Regions from separate parts of the Homo sapiens genome. Here region 2 is linked to region 1. Evidence: read pairs that join two places in POLR2A ChIA-PET (ENCODE). Cell type or tissue: PC-9. All regions are shown on one strand. Links, peaks and the distances in the headings refer to the core of each region. The heading gives the core; the rest is flanking DNA. Region 1 overlaps TOR1AIP2 (torsin 1A interacting protein 2). Region 2 overlaps LOC101928933 (a long non-coding RNA gene).

Region 1 (16,062 bases), core at 1,271-9,270:
GGAGGCTGACTTATAACTTTCTTTGTATAAAAGTAACAGTATTTACAGTTTTTTGTTTGTTTCTTTTTTGAGATAGGATCTCTCTCTCTTATCCAGGCTGGAGTGCAGTGGCACAATCACGGCTCACTGCATCCTTGACCTCCCAGTCTCAAGTGATCCTCCTACCTCAGCCTTCCAAGTAGCTGAGACTACAGGCACACACCACCATACCTGACTAATTTTTGTATTTTTTGTATGAACAAGGTCTCGATATGTTGCCTAGGCTGGTCTCTGAACCGTTGGGCTCAAGCAGTCCTCTCCTGCCTGAACCTCCTAAAAGGCTGGGATTATAGGCATGAGCCACCATACCTGACTACAGTATATTTTGAAGTACTGTATAAAGGTACTTTATAACTATTTTTTCTTTTCTTTTTCTTTTGAGACAAGGACTTGCTGTGTTGCCCAGGCTGGAGTATAGTGGCACTATCATGGCTTACTGCAAACTTGAACTCCTGAGCTCAAGCGATCCTCCCACCTCAGTCTCCCAAATAACTGAGACTGCAGGCACACACTGCCACACCCAGCTACTTTATAGTGAACACCAGAGTCATCTGGCAAATCTGTTAAAACATAAATTCCTGTAGGAGGCTCTCAGAGATTCTGGTCTAGTGGGTCTAGGTTGGGGCCTGAATTTGTACTTTTAGCAAGCTCCCAGGTAATGCTAGTGATTCCCAGCTAGTGAGTTTAATATAGTAAGGAAACAAACACTTGTTGTCCATATTGTTGACTTGATAGTTATACCCCAGTAGCACTGAGCATTCAGATCTTGGTTTTTAAAGGAACTAGGACTTTTTAGAGAAGTGGCTGATTTAGTGCGGGAGCAGAGAAAATACAAGATGAGCCTGAAAAATCTTATGGTGCTTGAAAGTAAGGAAATGCTACAAAAAGTTAGGGACCTTGTCGAAAGGACCCAAGAGCCAACTTGAAGGAGTTCCTGGTATCCAGGTTGGAACAATTTGAGCAATAAAATGAATAATGATAGTATTGGACTTTAACCCATAAAATAAAATGAGTTCATACTGATATTGCTGAGTGAATAAATAAGTAGGGGAGAAGGGACAACTCTAACAGAAGAATTCCATTTAATAAACATAGAAGGAAAGAAGGAAATACAAAACCACCATTAGGGAAACAGTACCATAGTAGTTGTTGCAGACAAAATCCAGTTAGAGGAAAATCAGAATATTTACATAGTCTCAAAGTATCTCTCCCAGGATAATTATTAACTACAAAGAAAAAATAGTAATCCGACAGTGGAGGTACTATGTTAACAAAGTGATCAAGGTTAACATCACCAGTAATGAGACAAGGACATCATGAACCCAAAGAGGCAGTGAGAAGGACACAGCGGCATTTCTGTGACGTTTGTTATTCTTGCCAAAAATGCATAATCTTTTTATCTTTCTAATCATGATAAAATATTGTAAAACTCTAAACTGAGGAACATTCTACAAAATAACTGGCCAGGTCAGGTGCAGAGGCTCATGTCTGTAATCCCAGCATTTTGGGAAGCCAAGGCAAGAGGATCGCTTGAGCCCAGGAGTTCGAGACCAGCCTAGGCAACATAGCAAGACCACGTGTCTATTTTTAAAAACAAAAAACACCGAACCCAAAATAACTGACCAGTATTCTTCAAAAGTGTCAAGGTCACAAAGACAAGAAAGGGTCACAAATGACAGGTAAAGACTGAGGAACTGTCATAGACTAGACACTAAGGAAAAATAACAACTAAAAGAAATCGTGAAATCTGAATATGGCCTCTAGTTAATTGAATTGTGCCAATGTTGATTTCTTGTTTTCGATAACTATGCTTTAATTATGTAAGATGCTAGATGAAGGATATAATGGAACTGTGTGCTATTTTTGCAACTTTTCTGTAAGTCTAAAATTAGTTCAAAATAAAAAGTTTAATAAAAATATGTTGACTTGAAGTAGATACTAAAAGTGATTAGGGAAGTTGAACTAAACCTGGCAGTCAGTTGTGCCACCCACTGTCAGAAATCTTAGCAAACTCTTAGATCCTTCGTGCATAGCTTAATACCTCTACGTGGTCAACCGAAACTAGAGATACAAGTCAAAGGAGTTGGGAGGGAGTATGAAAAAGGGTAAGTAGGAAAGGAAGGCTTTCTGCACTCAGAAAATATCTGTAGAATTTGATCTGCGCCAGGCATTCAATTCCTGTGTAAAAAACAATTCCCTAAGGAAGTAGAGTGCTTTTTGTTCCGAGGCTAGTACTTTTTCAAACTTCTTTCAAAAATCTAGAATAAGTCACCAGTTAGTGAAAATACAGAGAAACGAAAAATTGTGAAAATAATAATGCTGGGATATTATGACAGTGGATATGGTACAGAGGAGTGGGCAAGACTTAGAAATTTAGTTTTAGACAGACAATAAATAGCTAGCACAAGTTATAGAAATACCTAAGCTTGGCACCAGATCTGACTGTTGAAAGTTGTGTATTAGCCTTAAAGGTTTGGCTGCTGGTGTTTTGAAGTGAAATTGTAGACAGAATTTGGACCATGGGCTTTTGGAGCATTAGAGCAACATAGATAGAAATGTACCAGTAGGTTTCCAAACCAGTTGTTCTCCTTTATGGCCATGCCCCTCAAAAAGTATGGTAGCAATGCATACACACCTGTTTCGTTTGTCAGTTCCTGGGGCAAGAGAGAGGAGAACATTCTGCAGCTATTTTCTAACCTTGGGTAATATTTTTTATTTGGCTTCTCTGTTCTAAAGAGGGAACAGTGTGTGTACTAAATAGTACTGAAGATTGTCATCCATATGCCTTCTCTCAGTGATCTCAAGATTGCCAAATTAAAAGTAGTTTCTCACAAAACAAGTTGACTTTTTTCCAGGAGCATTTTATTTTCAACAAAAAATTATTTTAGATTATATGAATTCAAAAAGAAGAATGATTCCTTTTTTCATACTCCTTAATCTCTCATTATCTAAGGTAGTTGTGAAATAGGAAACTCTTAAGATTTCACTTTGTGTATGAAACTTATTGGAGAAACCATCTCATACAAAAAAAGTTATGATTATTGATTAGCCTTGACTGTAGTACCCCCTAGAAGAAAATATTTAAAATGGGAATTCAAGAGAGTTTAAAGCATTTATACTTTTTCTATGTGCCTATCTTGATTTTATGTATCATATGAGGAATTGGTTGAGGCTGAAGTCTAAGGGATAAATTGCCTGGAAAAGTCATTCCAATCCAGACTCAGTCTGAAACTTAATTATTATGCTACCACAAAAAAGAATAAGGGAATTTTTATCTATTGAAGGCAGATTTGAACTTACTAACATACATTCAGGAAATAGCAAAGAACAAGATAGACTATTTAGAGAAGTTAATTAAAAAGTTGCCATGGTTAGTTGATGTAAATTTCAGTGGATTAAATAGAACTACATTTTCTATTTTGGTGTGAAAGTACTATTTTCTTTTCTAAATTTTCTTTTAATAAAGTTTCAGGAAGGATCTTAAATTTATTTTAGTTTACATACACAAAACCCCTGATTTGTATTTTCTTTTGTATAGCATTTGTGCAGTAGAGAAGCTCCTCAAATTTTGTTTTTTTGCTCACTGTTTTTAGTGAAGGAGGTTTGAAAATACAAGCATCCCAGCTTTTGCTGTGGGCCTCCCTAAATTTCCTGTGATCTCTACAGGGGATCTTTTTATATCCCTCTAAGAGCCCTTAGCCTACAGGGGATCTTTTTATATCCCTCTAAGAGCCCTTAGCCTTCACCTAAATCACTGGTTCCAGTCTGGATTCCCTAGACATCTAGAAGTCCTGAATGATTTTCTTTCTGTATCCATAGTACTTGGCATTGGGCCTAGCACATGGTGCGCTCCTCAAATAAGTGAAACAATTATGTTTAACAATCATAAAGTAATGGTAGTTCTCAAGGTATTTTTATTTAGCATTTCTAAAAACCTAATGATAGTCATATACTTACCTTAAATCAGCTGCTTAGGACTTAAGCTAATGAAGTTGAGAAAGGAAGCCAGTTTTAGGATATCCAGATCTTTCCAACTCTGTGTTATAGGGATATAAAGTATTTTGTCTAATTTAAAATAATGGAAGTTTTTAAACCAAGGCTAGTAGCATTAGTTTTTTGTTTTATTAGAACTTCTGTTTGGCAGATCTACATATCCGATTACTAAAAATGAGAAAACGAAATTATTACAAGACTGCAGATTGTTTGGACATCTTTCCAAAATGGAGGAGGAGGGGTGGGATTGGAAAAAAGTTACCTTTGATAGCAAAATGGTTAGGAACCATAGTGCCTAATGGTCCTGAATCATTTCAGATTCCTCTAGGAGTTTAAAAGGATGTACCATCTTTTTGGAAAAAAATGCACATGTGTATGTAAAAAAAATTTTTTTTTTTTTGGAAATGGAGTCTCACTCTGTCCCCCAGGCTGGAGTGCAGTGGCGCGATCTTGGCTCACTGCAAGCTCCGCCTCCTGGGTTCACGCCATTCTCCTGCCTCAGCCTCCTGAGTAGCTGGGACTACAGGCGCCCGCCACCACGGCTGGCTAATTTTTTTGTATTTTTAGTAGAGACAGGGTTTCACCATGTGTTAGCCAGGATGGTCTCCATCTCCTGACCTCGTGATCCACCCGCCTTGGCCTCCCAAAGTGCTGGGATTACAGGCGTAAACCACCGTGCCCAGCCGTAAAGATTTTTACATGTAATTTCAGAGGATTCAGGACTCCTGGAAGTTTATCCTGTATTTTTTGGTGTGGAAGTGAAAAATTATGAGGGGTGATTTCTCCCACCGCCAATATTTATTCATAGTGGAAGAGTATCCTTTGGCTTTGTGAGCAGATTAAATGAGTTAATACGAATAAAGTGTTTAGAACAGAAAATAGCACTCCATAAGTGTTAGCTACTAAGTGTTATTATCTGACAGAGGGTTACTGTATACTGTTTAATATCCTGCCAAATAAAGTTTTCTGAGTTGTATATTGCTTGGAGGAACTGTGCCTTTTTCTAATTTGTACAAAGGCGTCATGTGAAATAGCAACTTCCCTACACAGAAATTCATGCCTTCAGAGAGTATGCTAAGATAAACCCTCTTTTGTACAACCATTAGGTAGGCTTCTTTTACCTTATTTCTATGAAGAGATGGTTGCTTAAAATTTTGTGAGGAAAACAAAGATCCATATCCTTCTATATTGCTCTTCTTTATCCCAATGTAAGTTACCTGCTTTGCCTCTGAGCAGATTAACTGCTACTGGTCTTGTCCACAGTGTGAAAGTTTGGTTTTGCTTATTAACCTCTTTCTCTTTTAAACATTATAAAATATTGAATAGAGATGCTGTAAGCTATTAGGATTTATGATACAGTGGGTATTCTTGTACCTTCACCCAGTTAAAGAAAACAAAATTACAATTATCTTTGAAATTCTTTGAATGCCCTCCATCCCCCACCCTTCCCTCTCCCATCAGAGGTAATAATTATCCTCAGGTTTGGACTTAATACTTCTTTTTTTTTTTTTAAAGCTTTATTGCAGCCGGGCACGGTGGCTTACGCCTGTAATCCCAGCACTTTGGGAGGCTGAGGCGGGCGGATCACCTGAGGTTCGGAGTTCGAGACCAGCCTGACCAACATGGAGAAACCCCGTTTCTACTAAAAATACACAGTTGGGCTGGGGTGGTGGCTCATGCCTATAATACCAGCACTTTGGGAGGCTGAGGCGGGCAGATCACCTGAGGTTGGGAGTTCAAGACCAACCTGACCAACATGGAGAAACCCCGTCTCTCCTAAAAATACAAAAGTAGCCGGGCATGGTGGTGCATACCTGTAATCCCAGCTACTCGGGAGGTTGAAGCAAGAGAATCACTTGAACTCAGGAGGCGGAGGTTGCAGTGAGCCAAGATTGCACCATTGCCCTCCAGCCTGAGCAACAAGAGTGAAACTCCGTCTCAAAAAAATATCCCTAAACAACACATTAATTTTATATCCTTTTGAAACTTTATGTAAGTGGAAAGTTTATATAAGAATGTGTGCATGTGTTTATTTTTTTCCTTGTGCTACTTGCATTTTTTTTTTAAGCTCAACATTCTTGAGTTTCATCTGTGTTTAGAATGACAGTATCCTATTGTACAGCAATACCTTAATTTATTCATTCTCCCGTTCGTGGCCATTGTGGCTGTTATTTTGCTATTACACAGTGCTACCATGAATATTTTTATTCATGTTTTTAAATGTACAGGTGCAGTTTCTCTAGGGTATGTGCCTAAGAGTGCAACTGCTGAGTTATAGGAAATGCACATCTTCAGTTTTACTAGGTAATGCCAATTCCAAAAGTGATTGTACAGATTTATAGTCTTGTCATTAGACTATAAGAATTCAAGTTACATTTTATTTTTGTCATTTATTCATTCCAGAAATATTTATTGGACACTATAGCAGTAAATAGAAAGGTAAAATGTCCTGCTTTCAGGGAGTTTATATTTTAGTGGAGAAAAATAGCCAAAATAAATAATATAGCAAAATGGTACCTGTTTTATGTGAAAAAAATAAAGCAAGCCTAGTAGTACTTGTTATTGCATTGCTGATAGAGCCATATGGGGGGATTTGAGGCTAAGGGGATGGGATATAACCAAGAAGTCCTGTGTTTCAGGTGGTGATTGACATGAACAGAGATATAGGTATGAGATTGGTCCTGATGCTTTCAAGCAGATAATTGAAGCTGTATTGAAGCTGTGAGTGTTGGGGTGGGGATAGGGGTTAGGAATCTTGCCAGGAGCATTTTCCCAGGCCCCTCTCTTCACTCCTACTCATCCAGTAGCTCTAAGGCTAAAGAATGAGTGAGGAAGCTGGTAATGGGTGGTATTATTTTGAGCATTTGGAGTTCTGGGGCCCCCTGGTGGCTCTTGCCTACAGAGGTTTAAAGGACCAGGAGAGGAGGGAAGACTTGTCTGAAACATATGGAACGGTGGAGTTCTCTTGATGCAGGAATACTTGGAATTCTAGTGCTTGTTTGATTCTTGAAGTTGTAAAACTGAAGGTTGGGGAATGGATGGAATTATTCTGAGCACTTGGAGCTTTAGGGCTTTCTCTTGACTCCTACCAATAGAGTCCTCTGGGAGGAGTGGTTTTTGCTATAGTATGTGGAACCCCCTTTGTCAGTTTTTGTAGTGTGGTAGATGTGAAATAGTATCTTGCTGACACTACAATAGTATCTTGTTGCATTTACTTGATTTCACTCTAAAAATGTAAAATCTGATCAATTAAATGTCAGACTTTTAATTTTTTATCTTTTGTGTTTATCCACCATTGTGGGAGTTTTATTCGTCATCTCTCTGTACCATGACTAGAGACCCAAGATTTAATTCAGTAGCTGAAGCTTTCACTGGTAGCTCTTGTCAGCAGACCCTCAGGGAAATCTATTATGCCCTGTGCTATCAGCACCAAGTATCTAGTCATTGAGTCGGAAACCAAGCCTTTTGTCCACTCTGCCTGAGGAACTGAATTAGTAGCCCTCACCCGTACATTGTTACCTAACCTCAGAAAACACATCAGTATGTCTACTTGACTCTATTTCACCCGCTCTGGGACTTCCATCAAAATATGGGCCCCATGTTGTCGTAGCACTATCAGAGCCTCTTCATTCGCCTTTTAAATTTACCATTTTAAAATCTGAGAATCACAGCTATTACTTCTGTAAGGAGAGTGCTTTGGCTTACCACAACTAAGGCTATAATTCCTTCTATTTTTCAGGCCAGATCTTTATATTTTAACTCATGCCCTCCCCAGCGTCTCTTATTACTCTCATAGGATCAAGTCTCAGAATTTACAAAAAGAACATTGGAGAAAGGCATGGTATATATAGTATTCTGATTCTGTGATACCCTCTAGGTGGCCTTCTAGTTGCTCCATACATCCTACTGTCCCACCTTATTTACATGCTACATCCAGTGTCATGAAGGAATGCAAAGATGATGATAACATCTGCAAATTCCAACTTATTTACTATGCATTTTCCAAGAATAGCTCAGGACTATTGCTCAGGGCTGTGCCTTACTTGCCTTCTCAGAATGACACGGTGTATAAACCAATAAAACTAGGTGGTGGGCACCCGGGCACGGTGGCTCACTCCTGTAATCCCGGCACTTTGGGAAACCAAGGTGGGCGGATCACCTGAGGTCGGGAGTTCGAGACCAGCCTGACCAACATGGAGAAAGCCCGTCTCTACTAAAAATACAAAATTAGCCGGGCATGGTGGCACATACCTGTAATACTTGGGAGGCTGAAGCAGGAGAATCGCTTGAACCCAGGAGGCGGAGATTGCAGTAAGCCAAGATTGTGCCATTGCACTCCAGCCTGGGCAACAAGAATGAAACTCTGTCTCAAAAAGAAAAAAAAACAAACAAGAATAACAAACAACTAGATGGTGAGCAATTAGACTTGCCCCTCTTGATTTTTGACTTTTTTTTAGCCTTCAAAAGGATTTCATTCAACTTTCTATGGTTAGCTTTTAAGAATATTATCTAAAAACTGTGTAAGCTTTTTTTTTTTTTGGATGGATTGAAACCTATTATGGAAAGGCTGTCATCATTAATGTTATCCCATACATTATGGGGATACCATATGTGGCACCCATTTCACAGAAGAGACGTACAAGAGATCGCTAAGTTTTACCAGGTTAGACGTGATTATACAGACCTTATTATTCCCAAGGCACACATGGAGTAAAGAAGAAATATAGTCCTAAGAAATTAAGCTAGTCCTAGTATAAATGATCCAGAATTCTTCCTAGTGCCAACATATCAGTTGGTTTGAACCCATGTTAAATAGTCATGGGAAAACCCATGAGACATTTCTTATCTGCCTTAACTAACCTGAATAATTTCCAAATGCATGTTTCTAATAATAATGTGAACAACTGCAAAACCCATGAGTCGTCTGAAGTTTTATCATTTACAGGTATGTGACGCATTCCCAGACTCTTCAGCCAACTGAGCATCAGCTTCTTCACAGCAATTGGGTCCTGATTAATGTCCTCCCAAGACAGACTTCATTGGATCCACGATCAAGAGGACTCTGCCAGGTTTTTCTGACCCCTCTACATTGCTATAAAGTGCCAAGGCCTTAAGACTTGGGTACGTGTGTTACAACGGCAAGAGTGCCAGCGCCAACAAAAGACCCATTGGACCTGTCAGCTCCTCTGTTTCACCAAGCAGACACAATAACCTTACCAACAAAGCAGAGTAAGCCAAGTGCCTCTGTGTGACACCACCAGCAGCTGATGACGCATAAGAAAAATATAACTAATTTAGACTAGAGCCCTATCTCTTCTTGAGAAGCTGGGATTTGAAGGAGCTATCCTGAGATCTGTACTGCTAGTAAGTGACTGATAACATTATAAACTGGATCGGTCCCTGAGTTCAGAGACTGAGTTGCAATTGAGTGAAAAATAGACAACGAAATCTTGAAGAATTGCACGGAGGTGCAAGCCAAGTTTATTTGGCTCTCCAAATAATATTGGTTGAACTAAGAAATTGGTAAACGAAACCTGTAATAGGACTGGTGTTTGGGCGTCTCTCTCTGTCACTGTTGTCTCTTGCTGTCACATTGCTGTCTGTGTTGTCTTTCTAGGTCCAGATGTTTTCAGATAATTCACATTGCCCTGATTGTGGACAACAGTGGTTCCCTAGTTTAGAACTAGGCCACTGGTTGTACCAAACTGAACTTGTTGAAAATGAATGTTACCAGGTATTCTTAGACCGTATTAACAGAGCTGATTATTGTCCTGAGTGTTATCCTGATAATCCTGCTAATAGAAGCCTTGTTCTTCCTTGGTCTTTCCCACTTGAGTGGGCTCCCCAGAATCTCACCAGATGGACCTTTGAGAAAGCTTGCCATCCATTTCTTCTGGGTCCTCCACTGGTTAGAAAAAGAATACATGACTCTCGAGTAGCTGGTTTTAACCCTGCATTACAGTTAATCTTGACCAGAACAGATAAAACCTTAAACAAAAAACTGGGCCAAAACAAATAGCTTCTATAATAGTCAAAATTGTCAAGTCTAGAGGCTTTTGTGTAGGTAGCCCAAGGAAGATGGAAAAATAATTCATTTCTAAGTCTGACCCAGATTGTCACTACTTTGGGAACTGCTTAAATTGTTGGATCTGCTTCCGTGGCCTATACATATTTTATTCACATGAATTTAGTTAGTATTCCAGCCAGCCTGTTCATCTAGACTGAGGCTAATCTGTTCATCTAGACTGAGGCTAATCCGTATTTCCTATAAACTGTTTTGGAACTAACTTACCACTCCTAAAAAAATTTCTGCAACCTAATGAGTGTCATATGACAAAGTAGTCCTAGAGGGGAAGTCCTATACTGTGTGCTTCATAGTGGTATTTCTAATGATAACTTTTGTGGGAAAGCAGCCTCGTTATAGCTGGATCCTAGATTAGTCCAGTGAATTTTAATAAGAAATTACACTGTTGTAAACTCACCTCTTATGCATTGGTCAGTGATGAGATATATATATAAATAGATAGATAGATAAAATTTGCTCTTATATAGCCATTTATTCATCATTGGCCCTGTTTGGCCCATCCTCAGTGTGGCTGTGAGATTATTGATAACTGGTCACTGTCAGATAAATCACATTCTATTAGGAAACACCTATATAGGTTATGCAGAAACATGCAGAAATGCCACCTGTCCATACTTACGTGGCTTTACATAAACAAAAGACTGTCTTGTCTTTGTGGTGACTGAATTTACAACGTCCTCCCCTGGAAATGGAAAAGTACCTATCAGGAGATGTATGACAAAAGAAATTATCAAGCCTGACTTCATATATATTATGAACAGTCTAGAGGAAGCATCTTTCTTAGAACTAAGGAGGTCTGCTGAACATTGGCCACATTCTGGACTTTCATGAAAATCATGGACCCAGAGTTGGGGTTAAGCCACTTAGAAAAAGCTGTTGAAAACATCTCAAAGGCCACTGAACAATTTTTAAATTACACTTAACATGCCAGGTATCTAGGTATCTAGTGCTTTTAGCAATATTATCAATATTATCAAGGTCCCAGCTTCTTTGTGTCCTTCCCCCTTGCGATCCTCTTTTTTTTTTTTTTTTTTTTTGCTTTTTAAAAAATAGTGACAGAGTCTTGCTGTATGACCCAGGCTGGTCTCCAACTCCTAGGCTCAAGCCATCCTCCCACCTCGGTCTCCCAAGGTGCTGGGATTACAGGCGTGAGCCACCCTACCCGGCCTAGGATCCATGTTTGCTTTTTATCGTTAGGTTTTTTTTTCTCAATGAGTACAATATGACTTCTTGTTGTAACAGACATTTTAATCCCTAGGAAAGGCTGGAAGTAGAGAGCAAAAGGCTTTCTTTCAAGTCAGTGTTTTATTTGGGAATCAAGTCTTTCCCAAAAATCCCTAGCAAATTTCTTCTTACATCTCATTAGAAAGTACCAGTTTACAAGGGAGCCTGGGAAACCTTGGCAAAGGGGAATAGGGTTAGCATTGCCTGGGTAGGCCACATTGCCTCCATTGAAGAAATCAGGGCTTTTTTTTTTTTTTTTTTTTTTTTGAGACAGAGTCTCACTCTGTCGCCCAGGCTGGAGTGCAGTGGCAGTCTTGGTTCACTGCAACCTCTGCCTTCCGGGTTCAAGCAATTCTCCTGCCTCAGCCTCCCGAGTAGCTGGGACTACAGGTGTGCGCCACCACACTTGGCTAATTTTTGTATTTTTAGTAGAGATGGGGTTTCACCATTGTTGGCCAGGATGGTCTTGATCTCTTGATCTCATGATCCACCCGCCTTGGCCTCCCAAAGTGCTGGGATTACAGGCATGAGCCACTGTGCCCAGCCCTTTTTTTTTTTTTTTTTTGACGGAGTCTCGCTCTCTTGCCCAGGATGGAGTGTAGTGGCACGATCTCGGCTTACTGTAACCTCCACCTCCTAGGTTCAAGCAATTCTCCTGCCTCAGCCTCCTGAGTAGTGGGGATTACAGGTGCCCGCCACCATGTCTGGCTAATTTTTGTGTTTTTAGTAGAGACGGGGTTTCACCATGTTGGCCAGGCTGGTCTTGAACTCCTGACCTCAGATGATCCACCTGCCCTGACCTCCGACAGTGCTGGGATTACAGGCATAGCCACCGTGCCTGACCAGGGCTCTTTTAGCAAGGAAAACGTGAGGAATGAATGGCTGTTGGTGTGCAACAAATCATACTTGCTACATGTTGTGAAACCTGAAGTTATTTGTTAGTCTGTATGAAGAATGTACCCCAGAGATGCACCCTGTATCTGCCTTATGTCTCTTACAATGGAGGTTCTCTCCTGTTATATTGCTGAATAAACTATGTGAACTGCTAAATTGACTGAAGACTAGTTAGTTTATCACTAACTCTTTAATGAAGAATTTCACTATCCTACAACTCCTCCTAAAAAGTGAAAATTTACTTTGAGAGAGTGCTTTCGAGAATAGTATTATGATCAGTATTATTGCCCCTAAATTTTTTAATTATTAGAGAATGCTTATGTTACAAGGACATATACTAAGAAACATTCTACAAATGTGAAAATTTAAATATCAGCAAAATAGAGAAAAGGTTTTTGTTTTTGTTTTAGTCAATATCTCCATTAAATAGTAAGATCAGATTAAAAGGATTTATATCATTGATTTCTCAAATCAATACCTAAGCAGTACCTGTGAGAGCTTGTTTAAAAATGGAGATTTCTTGGTCTGCTTTAGAAATTTTGATTCCTCAGGTTGCTTGTAGGGCCCAGGAATCTGCATATTATAAATAACACCTCATGCCGGGTGCCATGGCATGTACCTGTTACCACAGCTACTTCAGAGGTTGAGGCAGCAGGATCACTTGAGCCCAGGAGTTCAAGACCAGCCTGGGCAAGATAGTCAGACCACTGTCTCTTTCAAGAAAAAAAAACAACATAAAAGATATAAATAGTACCTTTGGAGATTCTGATGCAGGTGCTCTCTAGACCATACTTTGAGAAATGCTGTAGTAATATGTCCATAGTGTTTACTTATCTGGCTTAAAAGGATGGGAGCAGAATACTCATAGTACTGCAAGATAGTACCATTTATTTGGTAATACTGGCTATGTAAAAAGAGATTTCATGTCAGACTGAAGATCACTGTTAATAATTTAGGTCATAACTCAGCCACATTTTTCTCATTAATTAAACTAATCAGGAATGTTTCAGTCTTCTTCACAAACAGTTTTGTTCAGTGTCATTATAAACTATGTGAATATATGGGCAAGAAAAATGAATCAAAAATATTAATTTTAATATTAAGAGGGTTACTTTGCCTTCAAACATCACATACCTGTTATATGATAAGCTGTCAGAAATCAACATCATGTAGTAGAGCTCATAAAATTGAGCAAAGGAGAAAATTGAGGAAGCCTTTGAACAAAGCTTTTCACCTTAGGTCTTTCTAGTATGTCTTCATATGGCTTAAAATATTGCAGGTTATTCTAGAATACTCCATAGTTGATATGAATAATGAATTTTATTAAAATATAAATGCTGTGTTGGTAAAATTAATTGTAATGACAAATGATCTGGAGGGTTATCCAGTGTTTTAAATAGTGTGAGCTACACTCGTCTCTATTTTTATAGTGTGGAAGAGTTGGTAATATTGCTTATATGTTATGGTAGCATTTCTAAAATGACCATTATAACTACTCCCTGTTATTTTATGGCAGTCCAGGGAGTGAAAAGGTTAATGGAAACATGCAAGGGCAGACCGGAAAGAAAATACATCCACCAAAGAGGTGGCTGTTGGGGGATATGAGTGAGTGAGGTAAGATTCATCTCTGAGTTACAGGTGAAGGAAGCCCAGGCAAACAGGAAGGCAGAAATGAGTCCATGGCATCCAAAGAATATGTGGCAGTCCACATGTCATAGCTGTCTGTAAAAGTGAGATGAGCCGCAGCCCGTTCATCTCTCCAGTCTCCCTGGCAACCCTGAGTCTCCATGGAATTTTGGGGACACAGCTTGAAAATTGCTTTTTATAGAGGCAAAATAATGGCCTTGCAGCCAGCTGGGTTTCTATTCTAATTCTGATACTATTAAATGACCTTAGGCATTTTAACCTCTCTGTATCTAGTTTCTTCATCTGTGAAAAAGGTTGTGTAATAATACCTACCTCATACTGTTGTGAGGTTTAAGTGCAATAACATATACCAAACATATGGCACATACTAAATCTTTAGGATGAGGAAAGATGTAGGGCAAGAAAGCAAAAGCAGAAGTTAGAACTGGGGAATAAGGTAGAGTCTTACTTGTTTTGTTTTGTTTTTTTGAGACAGAGTCTCGTTCTGTCACCTAGGCTGGAGTGCAGTGGCGCCATCATGGCTCACTGCAGCCTTGACCTTCTGGGCTCAAGTGATCCTCCCACTTCAGCCCCCTAAGTAGCTGTGACTACAGGCTTGCACCACCATGCCCAGCTAATTTTTTTATTTTTGTAGAGATGGAGTATCGCCATGTTGCCCAAGCTGGTCTTGAGCTCCTGGCCTCAAGCGATCCTCTCACCTGGGCCTCCCAAAGTGCTGGGATTATAGGCATGAGCCGCCGTGTCCACCGAGTCTTAGTTTTAGAACTAAGCCAATTGTTTGAACTGATGGCTGAATTATTATAAACTTATTGGCTGGTGGCTCACTGTAATTCCAGCACTTTGGGAGGCTGAGGCAGGAGGATGGCTTGAGCCCAGGAGTTCAAAACAAGCCTGAGCAACATAGTGAGACCCCCAACTCTACAAAAAAGTTTTAAAAAGAAAAAAATTAGCTGGATGTGGTGGTATGTGCCTGTAGTCCCAGCTACTCAGGAGGCTGAGGTGGGAGGATCACTTGAGCCTCAGTGAGCTATGAGCTTGAGGCTGCAGTGAGCTATGATGGTACTACTGCCCTCCAGCCTGGGCAACAGAGTAAGGCCCTTTATCTAAAAACAAAAACAAAAAACTTCTTAAATCTCTCCTGATGAAGGACAGGATTGGTTTGGGGATGAGGTTGAGCCTGTAGTATAAGTCAGATGGTCTTGGGTGTAAAGATTAAAAGGCCTGGAGGGATGGATGACCGAAGGCAGATTTTTGTCACAATGTTTAGGCCCATTTTATAATCTTAATTATGGTAGATATAATTGCTGTATGACTTTTATCACCTGAGACTTTCCACAACACTGAAATAAACAAATTCCTGAAGTGGTAGTTCCCTGAAAAGGAAAAAGAAGAAATAGAGAAAAGTTGAAGGATATGTACAAATTCACTCAGGTCATATGTACTGGAGTCACAATTCAAACCTAGATGTAAGTTTTCCAGAGTCAGGGTGCTTGTGGTATGCTTAATACAAGCTTTTAAAAGTGTCATGGTTAGGTCCCACAGCTAGACTACCTGAGTTCAAATCCTAACTGCCCTCAGTAGTCACGTGTTCTTGGGTAACGTTCTTAACTTTTCTGTATCTCAGTTTCCTCATCTCTAAAATAGTAGGAATATTAATAGTCTACACCTCATAAGATTGTTGTGAAGATTAAACGAGTTAATAAAGTGCTGTGAATGATGCCTGGCACAAAGAAGGCACTCAATAAATAGTAGTTCTTATAGTTGTTGTATATGCTTTATTTGTTACTCGTTTTCATAGCAGGATTGTAACTACTTGTTTCAGGGCCAAGATACCAGTTTCTTTTTATCCCTAGAGCCTAAAATGGCATCATTCACTAAAATAAAATTGTGTTTAAAAATAAAGATATATACTTAATTCTACCCCAACTGTCATACATTTGTCATGATGGCATTTATATCTAAACTACCATCCTGGAATGGCTGATTCTTTTGTGCTCTTCTTGGCTGCTAAACTTCTAATTTCCTTCTCCATTTAAAAAATGGTCTTAGTACTTCCTGATACCTACCCTGCCTCCCCTCCCCAGGTTTTCCCCAGGTCACCATCCCTTCCCCTCTTTTTCACTGGTCGCCATGGCAATGCTAGCAATTTGCAGGATGGAGTGGAGGATGGGTAAGGTCCT
Region 2 (16,062 bases), core at 3,377-11,376, 70 kb before region 1:
TTTTATTTTATCTTATCTTATCTTACTTTATTTTATTTTATGTTTTTTGAGACAGGGTCTAGCTCTGTCCTCCAGGCTGGAGAGCAGGGGCATGATCTTGGCTCACTGAAACTTCCCAGGCTCAAGCCATCCTCTCATCTAAGCCTCCTGAGTAGCTGGGACTACAGGCATGCGCCACCACACCCACCTAGTTTTTGTATTTTTTGTAGAGATGGGATATCACTTCATTGACCAGGCTTGTCTCAAACTCCTGAGCTTAAGTGGTCCACCCACCTCAGCCTCTCAAAGTGCTGGGATTACAGGCATGAGCCATTGCATCTGGCCTTATATTTTTTTGACACAGGGTTTCACTCTATGGGCCAGGCTGGAGTGGTATGACCACAGCTCACTGTAACCTCAGACTCCTTGGGCTCAAGTGATCCTCCCATCTCAGCCTCCTGAATGGCTGGGACCACAGGTACATGCCACCACACCTGGCTAATTTTTACATTTTTAGTAGAGACCAGGTCACATTGCCCAGGCTGGCCTTAAACTCTGGGCCCAAGCCATCCTTCCACCTCCACCTTCGATAGTGCTAGAATTATAGGCATGAGTGGCCACCATGCCCAGCCTAAAAACCAGTTTCTGAAAAATGGCAAGATGCTTTATATCATTAGCAATCAAGGAAAGACAAAATAAAACCATAATGAGAAGTCATTTGATACTTTTGTCAGAGTTTAAGCCAAACTTTATATCCAGATTTGCAAAAATTAAAAGGTCTGATGTTATTACATGTTGGCAAAGATGTGAAACAGTGGGAGTTTTTATTCACTTCTGAGGGCTGTGTAAGTTGGTACAATGATTTTATAAAACATTTTGGAAATATGCAGTAAAACTGAAGATATGACCATGACCCAACAATTTCATTCAAAATAGTCCACATTCTCAAACTCTTTGTTACTAGACCAATAAGATAAAGAACTCATGCAAGGATGTAAATCAACTATGTCACTAAATATACTATTTAGGGATGAGCTGACTTTTTTTTTTTTTTTGAGACGGAGTCTCACTCTGTCCCCCAGGCTGGAGTGCAGTGGCGGGATCTCGGCTCACTGCAACCTCCGCCCTCCGGGTTCACGCCATTCTCCTGCCTCAGCCTCCCCAGTAGCTGGGACTACAGGCGCCCGCCACCACGCCCAGCTAATTTTTTGTATTTTTAGTAGAGATGGGGTTTCACCGTGTTAGCCAGGATGGTCTCGATCTCCTGACCTCGTGATCTGCCCGCCTCGGCGTCCCAAAGTGCTGGGATTACAGGCGTGAGCCACCGTGCCCAGCCAAGCTGACTTTTTTTAGATAAGACTTCCTTAATGAAGGAGACAGTATGATGATATATATTTTTACACAAGCTTCTTATCTCACTGCAGACTTGGATTAAATGGTTCGCCGCCGTAAGAAACTCACCCAGGTGCACAAGGAGACAAGTACAAGGAATTTTACAGAAGCATCGTTTATAATAGCAAAAATAGGAAATAACATGTCCATCAATAAAAGAATGGGTAGTAAACTGAGGAATATTCATACAATGAAAGACCAAGAAACAGTGAAAATAAATTTAAGGATGTATCACACAAATATAATTTTTAAAAAGCAGATTGCAGGCCAGACGCGGTGGCTCACGCCTGTAATCCCACAACTTTGGGAGGCTGAGGTGGGTGGATCATCTGAGATCGGGAGTTTGAGACCAGCCTCACCAACATGGAGAAACCCTATCTCTACCAAAAATACAAAAAATTAGCTAGGCATGGTGGTGCATGCCTATAATCCCAGCTACTCGGGAGGCTGAGACAGGAGAATCACTTGAACCCAGGAGGCCGAGGTTGTGCTGAGCCGAGATCGCACCATTGCACTCCAGCCTGGGCAACAAGAGCAAAACTCCATCTCAAAAAAACAAAAAAATTAGCTGGGTGTGGTGGTGGGCGCCTGTAGTCCCAGCTACTCGGGAGGCTGAGGCAGGAGAATCGCTTGAACCCGGGAGGCGGAGGTGGCAGTGAGCCGAGATCATGCCACTGCACTCCAGCCTGGCGACAGAGCGAGACTCCGTCTCAAAAAATAAAAATAAAAAGGTTGCAGATAGATATATATAGTATGATGCCACTTCCATAAAGCTTAAAAGCATGCACAGTACTGGTATAGATTATTTAGGAACACATACAAATGTAGTAAAAGATTTTTAAGTGCTGAGGAATAAAAAATACTAAATTCAGAAAAGTGATTACCTCCTGAGGGAGCAGAAGAGATTAATATGTGGTAGGGGTGAACATAGGAAGCTTCAACTATGTTGGTAACATTTGATTTCTTAAGCTAGGTGTGGATACACAGATGATTGTATTATTATCTTTGTAGCTTTTTTATTTTCAAAATATTAAATAATAAATTTTTAAAATAAAAATAAATAATAGAAATTTTAATATACTAGTGGGGAATGGGAGAAAGAACAGCCAAGAAGGAGGCATAAAGGTTACAAGAAAATAACTTCACACAGTTGAAATGATATCCTACTGATTTGAGGCTTAAGAAACTTTTCCTCTTTGTAACCCTGGACAGACAAATACAGTTGTTATTTTTATCGAAGTTTAAGCCAAAATTTAAGAAAAAACAGCAGCAACTACCTTGAAGGTAAATTAGCAGCAGTTCCAGTAAGAAGTAACTACCCCTAGGGAACGGTAGGGCAGAATCAACTCTACCCATCCTGGCTCTAAGCTACTTTTTCTTTTATTTATTTATTTATTTATTTATTTTTGGATTTATTTTTATTTTATTTTTTTATTATACTTTAAGTTTTAGGGTACATGTACACATTGTGCAGGTTAGTTACATATGTATACATGTACCATGCTGGTGCGCTGCACCCACTAACTTGTCATCTAGCATTAAGTATATCTCCCAATGCTATCCCTCCCCCCTCCCCCCACCCCACAACAGTCCCCAGAGTGTGATATTCCCCTTCCTGTGTCCATGTGATCTCATTGTTCAATTCCCACCTATGAGTGAGAATATGCAGTGTTTGGTTTTTTGTTCTTGCGATAGTTTACTGAGAATGATGATTTCCAATTTCATCCATGTCCCTACAAAGGACGTGAACTCATCATTTTTTATGGCTGCATAGTATTCCATGGTGTATATGTGCCACATTTTCTTAATCCAGTCTATCATTGTTGGACATTTGGGTTGGTTCCAAGTCTTTGCTATTGTGAATAATGCCGCAATAAACATATGTGTGCATGTGTCTTTATAGCAGCAGGATTTATAGTCCTTTGGGTATATACCCAGTAATGGGATGGCTGGGTCAAATGGTATTTCTAGTTCTAGATCCCTGAGGAATCGCCACACTGACTTCCACAATGGTTGAACTAGTTTACAGTCCCGCCAACAGTGTAAAAGTGTTCCTATTTCTCCACATCCTCTCCAGCACCTGTGGTTTCCTGACTTTTTAATGATTGCCATTCTAACTGGTGTGAGATGGTATCTCATTGTGGTTTTGATTTGCATTTCTCTGATGGCCAGTGATGATGAGCATTTTTTCATGTGTTTTTTGGCTGCATAAGCTAAGGTACTTTTTCAAACCAGCCAAGAGATGTCATCTTCTTGCCTCAACCCATCCCCACCTCTACCTAAATTCCTACCAGGGAAAGAGGCGTGGAAAAGCAGAACAGCTGGTTCTAAGTAAAAAGAGACTCGAAGATGATGCTAACATTGTCCAAATTGGGATTCACTCAAGCCAAACAATTACATTGTCTTCGATGGCAATTTCGTTAATTGCATTCTCATTACATGTTCTTTTATAAAACAGTTTTCTAGCCTTAAGGGACACATGAAAACTTCTTAGTTTTACGTTGAACTTACTTTGTGTGACTTTAAGAAAAAAATCAAGATATTAAAATTTAGGAGAATTACGGCTGGGTGCAATGGCTCACACCTGTAATCCCAGCACTTTGGGAGGCTGAGGTGGGTGGATCACCTGAGGCCAGGAATTCGAGACCAGCCTGGGCAACATGGTGAACTCCTGTCTCTACTAAAAATGCAAAAATTAGCTGGGCCTGGTGGTTCCCAGCTGAGGCACGAGAATTGCATGAACCCGGGAGGCAGAGGTTGCAGTGAGCTGAGATTGCACCATGCACTCCAGCCTAGGCGACAAAGTGAGACACTGTCTCAAAAATAAATAAATAAATAAATAAATAAAATTTAGGGGAATTAAAAACTGGAAATTAAGTTTTTCAAGTATACATCTCTCTAATAATAAAATAACCACTTAAAGTGAAAAAAGGAAAAAAAAAGAATGATTAACTAGTAGATCCACTCTAAAAGTAGAGCATCAAGCATTAGTAACTCTAAATAAATAGAAAATATGTTTTAGAATTTGAAAACATTAGTGAGGCAGATGGTATCTTCCAAAGATGGTTGCACCAATATATTTCATCCCACATGTTTTTCTTATAATGTGATGTTGACATTTCTGCATTGAGAGATGGGGTCTGAGTTCCCTCTTCTTGAGTCTGGGTGGGCATTTGTAATGGCCTCAACCAATAGAAGACATCATAAATGGTACAATGTGACCTCAGAAGTTAAGTCATAAAAAATTCAGATTCTGCTCTGTTTTCTCTTTCTAGGGACAAATGCTTTTGGAATCCTGATCTGACATGAAAAAAGTTCACCTGAAGCTGCCATCCTGGAAGACTATGAGATGGAGATGCCCAAGAAGCCCCAGGTATTCCTAATCCCAATTGTTTAAGTCTTTCCAGTGTTAACCACCAGACATGTGATGGATTAAGGACTCCAGATTATTCCAGTTCCCAGCTGTCTTAGTCAGGGTTCTCCGGAGAAGTTATCACATGATTACAGAGGCTGGCAAGTCTGACGTCTGCAGGGTAGACCAGCAAGTCAGAGACCCATGGAAGTTGATGTTGCAGCTCAAGTCCAAAGGCAATCTGCTGGCAGAATCCTCTCTTCTGTTTCCTCAGTGTGTTTTTACTTAAGAAACTGATTGGATGAGCCCCACCCACATTATGGAGGGTAATTTACTTTACTTAAAGTTTACTTATTTAAATGTTAATCTCGTTTAAAAAATACCTTCAAAGCAACATCCACACTGGTGTTTAACCAAGTATCTGGGTCCTATGACCTTGCTAAATTGACACATAAAATTAACCATTACACCAACCATTAAGCTACCCCAGCTAACACCAACTGGAACAGCAACAAGCCGCTCCACCAAGTACGCCCAAATTGTAGAATTGTGAGCATAATAAATATTGTTATTTTAATCCACTAGCTTTCAGGATAATTTGTTATTCAGCATTAGTAGCTAGAAGTTATATTTGTAAACCATAGTCTATTTGTATATACATTTGTTGTTTCATTCCTTTTTTTTGAGACGGAGTCTCGCTCTGTCACCCAGGCTGGAGTGTAGTGGCGTCATCTTGGCTCACTGCAAACTCCGCCTCCCTGGTTCAAGTGATTCTCCTGCCTCAGCCTCCCAAGTAGCTGGGATTACAGGCACCTACCACCATGGCCAGCTAATTTTTTTTTTTTTTGTGTGTGACAGAGTTTCCACTCTTGTTGCCCAGGCTGGAGTGCAATGGCGCGATCTCGGCTCACTGCAACCTCCACCTCCCAGGTTCAAGTGATTCTTCTGCCTCAGCCTCCCACGTAGCTGGGATTACAGGCACCTGCCACCAGGCCCAGCTAATTTTATGTATTTTTAGTAGAGACAGGGTTTCACCATGTTGGCCAGGCTGGTCTCAAACTACTGACCTCAGGTGTTCCACCCCTCTCGGCCTCCCAAAGTCCTGAGATTACAGGCATGAGCCACCGCATCTAGCCTCATTCACTTTTATTTTCACATTTGTTTTGGGCAGGAAGGACATTAAAACATAATCACTAAAATTGGGAGCCAGTCAGAATGGAGCAGAATCAGAGGCCCTCCTTATTGGACTGGGTGTAAGCTCCTTGGTTGTTAGATTTTGGAAATCAGCAGCTATTTACCAATCACTGTGGAATTATGTTAATATTTAAATAACAAAACCAGTGCAGGCTAGGTATCAGCTAAGCATGAGGTATGATACCTTATTGCAGTGTTTTCAGTGGGCTTTAGCCCATTTATTTGATCATCCTAATAGCCTTAGAAGAAAAACACAGCAAGACTTTGCCTTTGGTGAGAATGCACTGGACAACCTAAGCAGAGTCTGTTTTTCACTGGGCAGATCTCCAGGTATGAGTCTATCTCAACAACATTGTGTTTGTCTCATGATGGATGCTACTCAGCCCTGAGACCGCAACTCAACTCAAAGGAATTGCCCTGAGATTTTGAGACTCTGTGGGAGGGCACATGATGGAACCTGTTGCTGATCAGATACCTAAAACACAAAACACATAAAAAATCATGTAGAATGTACCTTAAAGTTCTTTGAGTATTCAGCCATTTGGAGTGACAGATAAAATACCAGTAAGGAAACAATGTTTGTCTACCACACAGAAAAAGAGAAACTTGAAATTTGGGCTCATCAGTGGCTCAGAATCTCACTCTTCTAAATATGAAGTTAACCTGACCATTGTGAAAAGCCATAGCTTGGAACAGAAGAAACTCTAATTAAACAGAGTCTAGTAAAATTAAAACAGGGCCCTTTACCTCATTGACTTTACTTACAATCTCTTCTTGGTAAATATGAAAACAGATGGGTTCTGCTTTATTGCTAGGTAACAGTGTATTGCTATCTATGAAAGTCAAGGCATCACTCCAGGGAAAAGATCAGAGAGATCTTCAATCTACCTTGTGCCTAAATGAATTTAGCAACAAACAAGCCTAAATAAGCACAAATTCATTTTGGATGGTCTGGGAATTTATTTCATGACTTTAAAAAAGATGTTAAAATCGACACCCCAAATAATCTATAATTATAATTAACATTGATTTTGCACAAACCAGTTGCTGAGAATGAAATTCTTGTGATAAAATAGCTCAGGGTTTATAAGGGCTTAAAACTTTCATAGTTCAGTAGCAGGGTATTGTTGATCTAACCTACATCTGATTGCAAACCTTGTACTCACAATGACTTGCCCTGTGACTCTAGAATAACGAATTTAATCCCTGTGGACTTAGTATTAGCAGGAATTCTAATTTTAAGGTATGTATCTTTTTTTGAAGTATAGGATACATCTTGAAGATTTAGTGGAACTATAGGACAAACAGCTAAATCACCACCTTGTTTGAGTTATTGGTTCATAGTGGTTGGGAAAGGTAACTAGGATTTAGGAAGTACATGCTGTAATATGTAAAGATGACAAAAAAGAATAAAGATGCCCTTCACAAAGTTAGTTATTCACAATCAAAAATAAAACAACTTGTTTAATGCAGTGCTGTGCATTTAGCTGACAGTTAATAAAAACTCATTGAATGGACGGGTGAATTAATTCATCCATCAGTGAGATAAGCTAGGAGGAACTAGCTGGAAATCCAAGGCAGAACAAATCCACTTCTTAAGTATCTGGTTGTTCAGAACAAAGTAGTTTTGGGGATTAAATTACATGTCTGGAATATTGCTTCAGATCCACGTTTCACTTTTGTTGGCTAATCTCTCCTTAAGATTAGTAGTGAAGTGCTCTTGGAATAAAGCCAAGCAATGGAGTTAGTTTCTTCCTCCTTTATTTCTGGTAAGGTCAAAAGCAAACTGGGATTTAGCAAACCTGAGGCTGGCTTTAAACAAACAAACAAACAAACAAAGACTTAGAATCATAGACTCATTTACTGTAGCAATTGTGAGACAGAAACAATGGGTATATCTTAAAAGCATTATTTAAAAAAAGCATTGTTGAGTAAAAAAAAATGAAGTTGCTTAAATGATGTTTGTAGTCTGACATTTACATAAATAAAAGCCAAAATAATTCAATGTATATGTACAAATCTATAACATATATAAAAATGGTAAATTCTGGTGGTGGGGAGATGAGGCCAATTTTGATCCATTTAATTGCTATGATTTGCTTCCATTTTGTTAATGTCTTCAACAAGATTTGTGAATCAGACAGCCAATATATTTAAATCTAACTACTAAGTCTTTCCTATTTCTCTAAATTAAGTTTTATACCAGTTAAGAAAAAGAGTACTTCTGAAATGTGTTATTTGGGAATGTTTTTAAGCTTTAAAAATTATGTTTTCCTACATTTAATCTTTACAAACCTTCAAAGATTAGTTTCTTTCAATGTTGAGTATCTTCTTTAATATATTCCCAATGGGGGCTTCCTTGAAGTAGTGTAGCTAACAGGCATGGTAATCACTTTAACTATACAAAGGCAATGCCTTATTCTTAGAACACTCTTAAAAAGAAGAGTGTCTCTCTTAAGAGCATCTCTCTGTTTTGATGCTGATTTATAGCCTAATAATACAAATGAAATATGCAATGGGACATCTTATAGCAAGACAGCTGCAATTTTTTAAAAAGCTGAAGGATATGTCAGAATGAGGTTATATGTAATCAAACCAGGTTATATTTTACAAGGGATGAATCACCCTATTTACAGGCAGTGGAAAGTTTTAAACTTTTGACAGGAGATTTTCTGTGGTCCTTCCAAAAACAGAAAAAGGCAGCTGGGTGCCCAGCCTGGAAGAAGACCCTCAGGTTTTAGTGAGACTCACTGACTACTAAAAACACTCCTGGAATCCCAGGACTGAGTGCACCCACCTGTTGAAAAAGGAATGAGAATCTGTGAGCATTTGGTTACAAATCCTACTGCATTAACAGAAAGCCCACAAAATATTATAAAGGGGAAAAAGCAGCTGAAAAACTGTCAGGCAGAAATAAGAGTAATAATGAAGTGGTAGCTGGTTTTGGAAATATATGTGATTACATGTATTATTAAGCAGGAATTGAAAAACATTCTAACATACACTGATCATGTATTAAATGTGTATATATTCTAATTTTCATTATATATATAAATGGTTATAACATATGTATTCTATATAACACATATATGACAAACACTTGTATAACCTCTAATAACCTCAATACTTTCATATATTTTGTCTTGTTTAATTCTTATCAAACTCTATGATATATTACCATCAGTCCTCTTTCACAGATAAGGAAATTTATTGGAAAGGTGAAATGATTTGCTTATGGTCACAAGGTTGGAGAAGTGGTATAGCTAGAATTTGAACCTCCCTTTTCTGAATCCAGAATGTATAACTATTCCATTACACCACGTGGCTGTGCAAAGCCATTCTAAGAAAGACTGCCTGCATGTCCTATAAACTTCCATGTACAAAAATCAAGGACTTGCCTTGAACCCTTGAACTGGGCCAAACTGTACACTGCCAACCACAACATCCTGGAAAATATTGATGTTGTCCCATAGATCCCATATACTTTGTTCATTCCTTTTCATTTCTTTTTTCTACTCTGACTATATTTTCAAATAGTCTGTCTTCAAGCTCACTGATTCTTCTGTTCGATCAATTCTGCTGTTGATGCTTTCTATTGCATTTTTCATCTATTGTAATTTGTAGTTCCAGGATTCCCGCTTAATTTTTGTGTTTATTGTTTCAATCTCTTTGTTAAACTTCACTGATACATTTCTGAATGGATTCTCAATGTTTTCTTGAAGTTCATTGAACTTCCTTAAAACAGCTATTTTGAATTTTTTGTCGGAGAATTACACATCTCCATCACTTTAGGGTCAATCTCTGGCACCTTATTTTGTCTGTTTGGTGAGGTCATATTTCCCTGAATGCTCTTGATGCCTATGTAGATGCAATGATGTCTGCACATTGAAGTATTAGGTATTTATTTCAGTCTTCACGGTCTGGCTTTATCTGTGCCTGTTCTTCTTCAGAGGTCCTTCCAGGGATTCTAAGCAGACTGACTGATATGTTCCCTTAGGCTGTGATTACTGCAGCTGTCCCAGCACTAGAAGAGACTCTGAGCCCAGGCTTGCCATTAGTCTCATGAGGACTCCAAGGTTGATGGGGCTTTCCAGATGGACCTGGAGAAGATCCAAGGAGGGTACTGGGACTGTGTGGGAACACTGACAAGGGACCTGGATCCAGAAGACTATGTCCCAGTGGCCCAGCAGATCTTTGCATAGACAAGATGAGTCCCCAGTTGCAGTGAAAGAGGCCATTTCCCCATAGCATTTTGACTTGGGGAACTCCAGGGCCCTTATCAGTTTCTGTTAGTCCCTTCAGCTCTCATTCACTTAATTGGCTGAAATTTTCTTGGAAGCCCACAAAGCTCGAATTTCTTTCTTCCAAAAGGGGGAAATGCAATTACTACTGGAAAAAAACTACTATAGAGGGAACCCTCAAGGAACTCACTGTACTTTCCATCTCTATATTTTCAGTTCTTGAAAACAAGGAGAAAGTATCACCTAGTGAAACATTTCAAGACCTACTAACCTCTCTACTCTGAAAACTTATGGTCCAAATGCACCACAGATATTGACTGTTTTCATTCAGCACAACCAATTAACATACAAATAGATGAAACAAAAAGACTTCCAAACATTAAACAATTTGATTCCCTTATACTAGGAAGCCATTCAGGGAATCAAACCAATTTTTGAGGACTACCTCAAGCAGGGACTAATTATTCCATGCACTAGCCCAGGTAATACCCCCATTCTATGAGTACAAAAACCTAATAACCAGGGATGGAGATCTGTCCTGGACTTAGAAGCCATCAATAACATTTTAATACTCCATTATCTTGTTGTACCTAGCCTGCATACATTACTATCCGCCATACCACCAGGTAGTCAGGTTTTCACTGTGATTGACCTCTGCAGTGCTTTTTTTTCTTTTTTCTTTTTTTTTTTTAATCATCCTTGTTGATCCAGCTAGCCAGTATCTTTTTGCCTTAACACGGAAAGGACAACAATATACCTGGACAGTAATGCCTCTGGGGTATGCTGATAGTCCCAAATACTTCTCCCAAGTCTTAAAAACAGACATAGCAGATTTGGCACTTCCTTTGCATTCTGTTCTCATAAAATATGTGGATGACTTATTACTTTGTTCCTTTACCTTAAAGGCTTCCATAGAGGACAGCCACTGTCTATTAAAGAAAGTAGCCACTAAAAGCCATAAAGCTTCAAAAGAGAAGCTACAACTTTCTCTCTCACAAGTGAAATATTTAGGACATCTAATTTCAGGACAGGGTCTTTTGCTCGATCCCCAAAGAATAAAATCAATCTTGGGCCGGGCGTGGTGGCTCATGCCTCTAATCCCAGCACTTTGGGAGGCCGAGGTAGGCAGATCACAAGGTCAGGTGATCAAGACCATCTTGGCTAACACAGTGAAACCACGTCTCTACTAAAACAACAACAACAACAAAAAAAATTTACCTGGGCATGGTGTCATGTGCCTGTAGTCCCAGCTACTCAGGAGGCTGAGGCAGGAGAATTGCTTGAGCCTGGGAGGAGGAGGTTGCAGGGAGCCGACATTGCGCCACTGCACTCCAGCCTGGGTGACAGAGTGAGACTCTATCTCCAAAAAAAAAATCAATCTTGGCTTTTCCTGTTCCCATGACCAAAAGACAACTCTCTGAGTTCTTGAGATTAACAGAGCACTAGATAATGAATCTCAAATTTCTCTGCCATGGCTCAGATTCTGTATTACCTCCTAAAAACGGGCCACTTTGAACCCCTACAGTGGCCTGAGAAGCCTTCTCCTCTTTTGAAAATACTGAGGAGAATCTTCTTGGGCCCCCTGCATTAGGGCATTCTAGAGTCTCCCCCTTTCCGTTTTTGTTCATGAACAAAATGAAAATGGCTTAGGGGTTTTTACCTGAAGGCATGGAGACCATCAGTCCCCTCAAATATTATAGCCAACAGGTCCTGGGGCAACATGACTCCTATCCTATATGTGAGCTATCATAGCCACTGCAAATTTATTAAGTGCGATCAAATAATTAATGATAGGATCTCCATTAATTTCAATCCATACCTCCAACGACTCACTGCTAGCAGACTCACTTCTTATAGATCCTATTATTATCATCCCTCTAATGTAACTATTGATTGCTGTAACTCTTTGAATCCTGCCACCTTATCTCTTCTTCCTTCTGACGAGACACCACATGACTATATAACACTAACCCCCAGAAAAAACCTATAGGAAGTCCCCATTCCAAATGCTGAATTTGTCTGGTTTACTGATGGATTCTACCTTGAAATACCTCAGGGAAATGTCAAGCTGGCTATGCTGTTGTCTCACTGTCTGAAACCATTGAAAGTGGTTCCCTACCCAAGACTACTTCTGCACAGCAGACAGAACTCTTTGCTCTCTCCTAAGTATCCTGGCAATTAATAAGACTGCAAATACCTATACTGATAGACACTGTGCTTCTGGGGTCAAACGTGATTTTGTTATGCTCTGGAAACAAAGATTTTCTGAACTCTACTGGCCAAAAGATTAAAAAAAACAGTGACTATGTCCTGAAATTACTTGATGCTACCTAAAAACCTAAATCTTTAGCAATAATTAAAATTCCATGACACACAAAAAAAAAACTGATTCTAAAGAAGGTAAAGGAAATGACTTGACTGACAGAGCTGCAAAAGCTGCAGCTTCTATGAACCAACCACCCAAACTCAATACTCCTTCAGATCCTCTAATGGCCAATGCAATATAATCAAGACCTGTATCCACAATGCATGACAGCCCCCAAATTGAAAAAAAGATAGGAAAACTGAAGAATGTTTTCATGACTCTAAAACCAGCTGTGATGGTTAACATTAATATTAGGTGTCAACTTGATTGAATTGAAAGATGCTTAGGTAGCTGGTAAAGTATTGTTTTTGAGTGTGTTTGTGAGGGTGTCGCCAGAGGAGACTGACATTTGAGTAGGTAGACTGGGAGAGGAAGACCCACCCTCAATGTAGGTGGGCACCATCCAGTTGGCTGCCAGCATGGCTAGAACAAAGCAGGTGGAAAAAAGTGGGATAAGCTGGCTTGCTGAGTCTTCTGGGTTTCATCTTTCTCCCATGATGGATGCTTCCCTCTGTTCCCCCTGCCCTTGGACATCAGACTTCAGGTTCTTTGGCCTTTGGATTCTTGGACTTACACCAGTGGTTTTCTGGTGGCTCTTGGACCTTTGGCCACAGACTGAAGGCTGCACTGTCAGCTTCTTTGCTTTTGAGGCTTTTGGACTCAGACTGAGCCACTACTGGCTTCTTTCTTCCCCAGCTTGCACACGGCCTGTAGTGGGACTTCGACTTGTGATTGTGTGAGCCAGTTCTTCCTAATAAACTCCCTTTCATACATCCTCTGGAGAACCATGAGTAATACACCAGCCTATAGCATGGGCTCCATAAGAGATCAGTCTTGCCAGGGGGCCTCCAAGATCAAATTTTAGATTATATTAATCACTTAACCCATTGGGGATAAAATGATAATATTATTGGAAACCCTCCCCAAAGGTTGCTTCTCAAGTTTAGCAAAGTTTAGCAAAGATCCCAAGTCTGTCCCAAATACAACCCTAGAAAACATATTCATAGTTCCATAGGGTGTTTTCCTTTAGCTTCAGGATCTTTTGAGATATGACAGATGGATTTTATCTAGCTACTACCATCTCAATGATATAAATTTGTTTTGGTTATGATTTATATGTTTTCCCACTGGGTGGAAGCCTTTCCCCATTGCAGACTAACAGCCTAAGCAGTAAGTTAAATCTTATTAGGAAAAAATAATCCCCATATGGGGTGTACCCTCAGAACTGTACAGTGACGAAGGCACTCATTTTGCTAGGCAGAATATAAAATCAATATGTAAAATTTTGCCTATTCTGCATTTCCACTGTGGCCACCACTGACAGTCCTCTTGATTAGTGGAACATACTGATGGAACAATTAAGACTCAATCGGCGCCAGGCACGGTGGCTCACGCCTGTAATCCCAGCACTTTGGGAGGTCGAGGCGGGCAGATCATGAGATCAGGAGATCGAGACCATCCTGGCTAACACAGTGAAACCCTGTCTCTACTAAAAATACAAAAAAAAAAAAAAAAAAGATTAGCCGGGCGTGGTGGCGGGCACCTGTGGTCCCAGCTACTCAGGAGGCTGAGGCAGGAGAATGGCGTGAACCGAGGAGGTGGAGCTTGCAGTGAGCCAAGATTGTGCCACTGCACTCCAGCCTGGGCGACAGAGCGAGACTCCGTCTCAAAAAAAAAAAAAAAGGACTCAATTGGCAAAATTAGTTGAATCTTTCAGTCTGTACTGGCCAAAAGTTTTGCCCTTGGTGCTGTTTAATCTTAGACCTACCCCTTTTGGAAAACATTGGTTATCCCCATTTGAGATAATTACTGGAAGACCCATGCACTTTATGAATCAAATCTAATCAAAGGTCACGTGCTCACCTACTGTAAGGAACTGGTCCAGGTGTTATAAAAAAATTTGTTTTTCAAGGCTAAGTCTCCTGAACGGACATCTCAATCTGATGGTTATCTGAAATTAAAATTTACCAGGAACCACTCTGCTGCTCAGTCTTGGAATAAGAAGCAGGCAACGTGAGAAGCTGACAGCTGGCCCAAGTGTCTGGCCCCTGCCTGTATAAGACTCCAAAATATTACTCACTCTTTATTACCCTTGTTCTAATTTTTATCCTAATTATAGAACTACTTTATCTGTCATTGAAAGTCTACAAGGACCACAACAACATGTGCCAATCCTTGTACTTCTGCCAAAATAAATTTCTTTTCTTTCTTTTTTTTTTTTTTTAGACAGAATCTCACTCTTTCGCCTAGGCTGGAGTGCAGTGGCATAATCACAGCTTACTGCAGCCTTGAACTGGGCTCCAGCAATCCTCCTGCCTCAGCTTCTTGAGGAGTTGAGACTACAGGTGCACACCACCACACCTGGCTAACTTTTAAACCTTTTGTAGAGACAGGGTCTCACTATGTTGCCCAGGCTGGTCTCAAACTCCTGAGCTCAATCTGCCTGCCTCGGCCTCCCAAAGTGCTGGGATTACAGGCGTTCACCATCATGCTCAACCTTTAAAATGGGTTTTCCTAAATAATTTAAACCTCACATGAATACCTTTTCAAACCTGGGAGAACTTATTTTTAAATCACCTCTTAAATTTTTCCCCCCAAAAAGCAACAATGGCTTACAACAAAAATATTTCACTGAATTGTTTACAGAAGATAATCCATTTTCTAAGTATATTAACAAAATTTACAATTTATTAATTTTAATAAAAATTCATACATGTCTTTTGGTATCTAGAAAGCTGACCTAGTGATTCAAACAGAAAAGATTAGATTCCTGAAATACACTTCTGATTCTATCACTGACTCATTGTGCAGGCTTAAGCAAGTTATCTAATCTCCTGGTATCTTAGTTTCTGCACCTATAAAATGGAGGTAATAATATTTGCTATAAGATAACATCAGCTATGCACTTGAAGAACCTCAGATGGAAGGCGCCAGAAATATGTTGCTATCTGCAGCATGACCTCATACTGTCTGAGAAATGGACCTTACCAGGCTTGTTGATTATCCCAGCACCTTACTTCCAAACTTCTCCTGTTCAACTTACTTTTTTACTTTATTCGTTTCTATTTACCGGGTACTCTTTATGTATTTTAATTTCATTGGCTGTTTTTATTGTTTTGAGGAGAATTGATACTTTGAAGAAACCATGAAACTAAAACTTTAATTTTTTTGTTTAAATTATTATGTTTAAAATTTGAAACAAATTTTTTAAAGCACTTAACTTTCCAATTATGGGAGATGGCTGTAGCTATGAGAGTTATATTAGCCTTATCCATTCATTCCTCTTGTTTACTTAGAGTTTATTTCACATTAATGTTAGCATGCACATATTTACATTACTCCCTGTATACTTTACAAAAGCTTTAAGGCAGATGTTGAGACTGCTATAAATTTGGATGTTTGTGTTCCTTTTCTGCAGGAACGAGATAACAGGTGATATAAGGGCAAAGGGTTCATTGCTTAGAGCTAAATCTAAGCTTAACCTATAGTCCAACCAGCTAATACATGTAGATCTCCTTTGGGCAAACTGCAAAGGTCAA

The links. Peaks named below come from ENCODE experiments on the same cell type or tissue, not always from the same donor. Only the 100,000 strongest peaks of a DNase experiment are listed, where the experiment ranks them.
Region 2: POLR2A ChIA-PET joins it to region 1 with 10 read pairs; 4 of 35 experiments call an interaction of 5 or more read pairs at or near these places.

Annotation. Positions count from the first base shown.
Region 1 is chr1:179,858,770-179,874,831 of GRCh38, reverse strand. It overlaps TOR1AIP2 (torsin 1A interacting protein 2), which reads left to right. Exons shown (of 7, transcript NM_001199260.2): 3 at 8,978-9,396. Among named protein-coding and RNA genes, the nearest start is that of TOR1AIP2, 11 kb to the left of the region's middle. In PC-9, for the core only: CTCF peaks have their summits at 6,693 and 6,892 (motif pointing left); no DNase peak of the experiment used is centred there.
Region 2 is chr1:179,930,466-179,946,527 of GRCh38, reverse strand. It overlaps LOC101928933 (a long non-coding RNA gene), which reads left to right. Exons shown (of 4, transcript XR_241158.4): 2 at 4,647-4,744. Among named protein-coding and RNA genes, the nearest start is that of CEP350, 16 kb to the left of the region's middle. In PC-9, for the core only: no CTCF peak of the experiment used is centred there; a DNase peak (open chromatin) is centred at 7,587.